Linked DNA regions of Homo sapiens: region 2 is linked to region 1. The links are chromatin loops, found by intact Hi-C in ENCODE. Cell type or tissue: A673. All regions are shown on one strand. Region 1 has its middle 26 kb from the start of LINC00399. Region 2 overlaps MYO16 (myosin XVI).

Evidence for each region. A loop is a pair of places that touch in the nucleus more often than their neighbours do. Peaks named below come from ENCODE experiments on the same cell type or tissue, not always from the same donor. Only the 100,000 strongest peaks of a DNase experiment are listed, where the experiment ranks them.
Region 2: a loop joins it to region 1, with 8 times the contacts of the local background. A loop is called at or near these places in 5 of 110 quality-filtered maps.

Annotation. Positions count from the first base shown.
Region 1 is chr13:109,425,222-109,427,721 of GRCh38, forward strand. No RefSeq gene overlaps it. Among named protein-coding and RNA genes, the nearest start is that of LINC00399, 26 kb to the left of the region's middle. In A673, no CTCF peak of the experiment used is centred here; DNase peaks (open chromatin) are centred at 700, 1,400 and 2,250; H3K27ac peaks cover 1,187 bases.
Region 2 is chr13:109,149,451-109,151,950 of GRCh38, forward strand. All of the region lies in intron 32 of MYO16 (myosin XVI), which reads left to right. LOC105370356 (a long non-coding RNA gene) reads right to left here. Exons shown (of 5, transcript XR_931717.3): 2 at 318-2,500. Among named protein-coding and RNA genes, the nearest start is that of MYO16-AS1, 17 kb to the right of the region's middle. In A673, no CTCF peak of the experiment used is centred here; a DNase peak (open chromatin) is centred at 1,441; H3K27ac peaks cover 2,500 bases.

The DNA of each region.
Region 1 (2,500 bases):
TATTTATTGTTGAGTAATAAAAATGTGTAGAAAAAGGATTTGATGGTAAATAGTCTTATTAAACCTAGGAGCCATGCACACAGCTACGATGGAGCATTGGGCCAAATAATGCCCATTGAGCTGTAATTCTGTCAAGAAGGGACACATAAACACCCCTGATGGAATTAGAGGCTTATACTGGATGGTAAATGTACCTTCTTGTTTATAAATATAATGTCAGATTAAACTGTGGTGGTAGCCATCGTGTCATTACTTCTCAGAAGCAAAACCATGTATGGAATCCTTTAGTTTTTCTTAAGAAAGCTGAAAATGAGACTCTACACATGGGTAAGGTGAAGGGGGCACACTGCTGACTGGAATGAACATGGCAGGAAAATTCTCTTTAAGGAAAATATATAAACAATACAAAATGGTGGGCATTAAAAAAGATTAGCTCTGACATGGGGTGGGGATTTTTTTTCTTTGTCATTGTTCAAAGCTGAATAGCAATAAGATTGCAAACTGCAGCACTTCATAATAGAATTAAACCTCCTTGTATAATGAGGTTCATTATAAATGACATGCATAATTCCAATTCTATTCTGTGTTGATTCCATCTTTTGTTGCTGAGACAGACTGCTTTAATGGGCAAAGGAACCAGGCCACACTTAAAACACACTTAATATTTTGCAGGAGTGTTTTGTTTCCTTTCTTGTTTCAGTAAGTCAGGGTATGCTTTACACAAAAATATCCATTTGGATGTAGCGTTCTTATGTAATAAAGTGTACACCATTCAGGAGAGTATTTTAAAAATCTTCAGTGATGAAATAGTGTATGTAAAGATGTATTTCCTGAGTCAATTTCATCTGCTATTAACCAAAAAAGGCAAACAACATAGGAAAATTGTTTGATTAGTGTGGATTTTCAAGGCTGTATACTTATTACTGCCAGCCCACCACCTCCACCCTCACTACTCAAATCTTTGGAGAAAATCAAATGCAGTAAGACACGATGGAATATCTGAGGAGAAAATAAAGGAAACAGAACTATACAGGATAAATAAAAACAAAGACAGTGCAGGTAAAAGATACACGTAGTCAACTTAACAATGGATTTTAAAACTCCACTGAGTTAAACATGGGACAATGACAAGGTGAACCCACTGCTAGAATGTCCACCACCTCACTCAGCCCCTGCCCCTTCCTTCCTTCCTTCCTTCCTTCCCTCCCTCCCTCCCTCCTCCTTCCTTCCTTCCTTCCTTCCTTCCTTCCTTCCTTCCTTCCTTCCTTGCTTCCTTCCTTCCTTCCTTCCTTCCTTCCTTCCTTCCTTCCCCCCACATCATGGCTTTCCCACAAGGCCCTGGAGAGCGCAGAGAAACACATTTCCAGGGATCTGGTCTCTAGGACACTGCACACCTGGGGAGTCTGCAACCTGATGTCAGCTATTTTATCTGTCCGCTCTGTTCTCTTCTTGCTGTTTGATTACAGAGAAGTGAAGAAATAAGTGCCCATGCTTGAGAAGTTCTCTTCCAAGTGTGGTATCTTGGGCTAAGCTTATCTACTCTAAGAGAATTTCAAATTTGCACATGATTTCCCCACACACTCACCCCAATCCAAGCACAAGCCAGAGAACACTGTGGTTTGCATGGTTCTTTCTGGCACCATTATTCAAATCATTTTGAAGTTTCTTGAATTTCAATAGGAGGCAAAGGCCACCAAATGTCTTAGGTCCAGAATATATTCCATCCTTGCTGCAATAACAATAGATGATTTCATAAACATTCACGTGAATGTGATATACCACATCCAGTCAGGACCAATGAAGAGAATCATGGATTCCATGGAGAAATCAACACATTCCTTTGGCCCTAGGTTCTGTATCATTTCCCTCTATTTACCCATAATAAGGGTTTAAATGTACATCACAGAAAATGAGTTCTACCTGGGATTTCTTCCTTCTCTGTTAAATGTACAATGGTGCTTCAGAGAAGTCTGCAGTTTACAAGTAGTTTCCTGAAAGGGTTGACATCAAACACTGAGAAAAGTCCCAAGAGAAAGTTGCTATGGTGGAGTGAAGGAAGAGATGCTGGGTCACAAGTGCAGCACATTTGTGTGGGCAGATGAGAACAACCACAGGAATGAAAAGGAGGCCATAATTAGAATCATATAAATTAGACATAAAAGAAACCTATTAGTTCATCTCAATCATCCCTAAAGGGGCCAGCATAAGGCCGTTCCCTGCAAAGCATTTTCAATACTTTGTCTATATCATTTTTAACAGGCTTATGAGATGATGTGCTTTCATTATCTGGGTGGAACGGGGCTGTAATTCTTTTAAATAATAAGGAATCTTTAATCTTAGCAGTGAACATTTTAACAAGGAGTTAATGTTTGCAAGACATGTACGGAAAGCAGGGTTGTCCACGTGTTTATGTTTTCAAGTACACATGAAACGTCCCTCAACACAGTCATTTCACAAATATTACCCAACGGCACTCTCAGGTACATGTGAATATTTGCTC
Region 2 (2,500 bases), 280 kb before region 1:
ATCAGTCTCAAAGTCAGGAATCAAACACATCTCCTTTCTCCAAACCCTGGATTCTTTCTATTATGCCCTTCATAGTCTCTGAAAACAATAAAATTAAAATAATGATACAAGGTCTCTGTTTGAGAAAGGAATTCCCCTCTGAAGTTAAACACAAACTCATTGCCAGGAAAACATGTGGGAGGCGGACAGATAAAACTGTTTTGCCCATTGTCAATGTCCCACCAGACATCACTTTTGAAACAGAGCATGTTCTTCGTGTGCCCCCTGCCTTCTCCTCCTCTTTTTCTCCCCTTTCCTGGAAAATCCTTTCTACCCACCTGCCATAAAATACCTTCTGCAGTACCAGGGATGCACAGCACACGTGATAGACTAGGATTATTCCTCACATCCAAAACTCGTGTCTCCTCACTTTCCGTTTCTCTTTTTCTTGGCCTCTTTAAAGTTTTACTTGGGACTGAGTTCCTAATTACTGAAAAGAAATTCACACTGAAATTGTACTCACTTGCAGAGTAGCCCAGCATATTTTTTGTAGGACACATATGACTTGCTGGGGATGTGGACTTCAACCTCATAAGTGGGGTGTCAGATGCCTGCCCCAGACCCACCAGAAATTAAATGGGTGGTGGGCCCTCACCTAGCACCAGGAACCATGCTAAGAACTGTACAGACAGATGATCAGCAGTGATTCTCAATAGCGACCATGATTGGAACAGGGGAAAGACAGACAATCAAAAAGTCTTCATCGTTTGTCTCTACAGCAACTTTCTTTAAACAGGCAAAAATCCATTCCTTTCTCAATTATGTGTACGTAGAAACCGACATCGGTAACAGCAAAGTGAGAAACATGACTAAATAAAGCCAGGGCTATACTCACAGCCCCTCAATAAATATTTGTTGGGAAAATATAAAGCTCATTGCTCTCGTGACTATGCTGTTCCCGCTAGGTCATGCCACTTCATTATTCTTTGAAACCGAGGAGCAAAACCAAGCAGAAGGTTATGACTATTAAATATTTAGATCAATCTGATCAAAAAGGTACCCTATGAATTGCATGAACTGTCCTGAGAAATTACCTTAACATATTAGCTGTAAATCTGCGGCAGCTAGCATGTCAGTCAGACCAGAGATACGTATCTAGCGTAAAGAGGTTATCATTTTTTAGATTAACCAAATGCAACAAAGAAGCCTTTACAACCGGGATGCTCTATAATGCACCGTCAGTGGGGAAAGGATCTATTGCACCTGAAATTCTGAAAATAAGGCAGACTTCTCAGAAGTGGATTCTCTTTCATAACCAGTAAATATTTTTCATACTATCAACCCACTAAAGCAAGCAGCTATTGTATATTGTGTCTCTACACTGGATTGCAAATTAAACTCCCACTGGGGGCTCTAAAGAGAAATCCAGCCCTTTATCCTCTAAGCCACTCAGCAGCTCTCCTTAAGCAAGTTAATAAAGACCTTCCTGACTATCTGCATCTCATTATTGCCACATAATACAATATCCTGGGGTTTTCTTCCTTTTGTGAAGAAATGCTTAGAAGCAACATGGTGCATGGAATATTGTCCTAAAGAGAGACTGGGCAGGTGCCATGCTCTTTCTCTCCTGAAGAGTATTGGAAGAGAAAAACCTATTTCCCAATTACCTACCAGTGTTTAGGCTCCTTATGCCTGACTTCAGTCATTTTTATGATTAATCCCCAGATTAGCCTACAAAATTTCACGCCATCGAGAGTGAGCTATATTCAATATCACTTCACCCAGTGCTTCATTCCATGAATCAACACAGCCGTCCACCATGTACTCTGTGCAGAGCTTCTCAGGCCTTTACTGACTCCATCCTGGTTTCTCCTTGAAATCTTCAGTTTTCATACTTAGACCCTGTACATGGGCAATTAGTGGCCATTTGCAAATTTAATAACACATGTTAATTATGACAATAAACAATATGATTCATTTCTCTCCTCCACGCAAATGACTAAGTTCTAAACTATGCAGAGCCCAAACAAGGTCAGACATGAACTAGATCCGAGACTTGCACTGATTTACAGCAGAACACTGACTGCGAGAGACACCTGAGAATTTGTGCATTACCTGAAGTCCTAAAAGCCCAAAAAGAGCTTCTTCATACTGAAAACTCTGGCTCAAAATCAAACATAACCCTTCAAAAGAAATCTCCATTTTTAAGCAGGAAGAAGTGATATATGCACAATTGGTACATGAGGGTGTGTCCCTGAAAAATATGTATGTTTTGGATTTTGGCTTTATTATTTTCCTTTTATGTGAAAAGCTGGATAAACTGGGAAGAAGTAAGTGAAAATGAGAAGACTTAGGCAAAGCAATGAGTGAAAACTTTCACCATACAGGCCTTTCCATGTCACTAAAAAGCAAACCAAAGCTCACAGCTATGAAGTTACTTGCTGAGGCCACATCCGTTTGGTGACGTTACATTCCCTTAACTTCAGCTCTCAGGCGAGATGACGTGCTGGAGGGGGTCAGA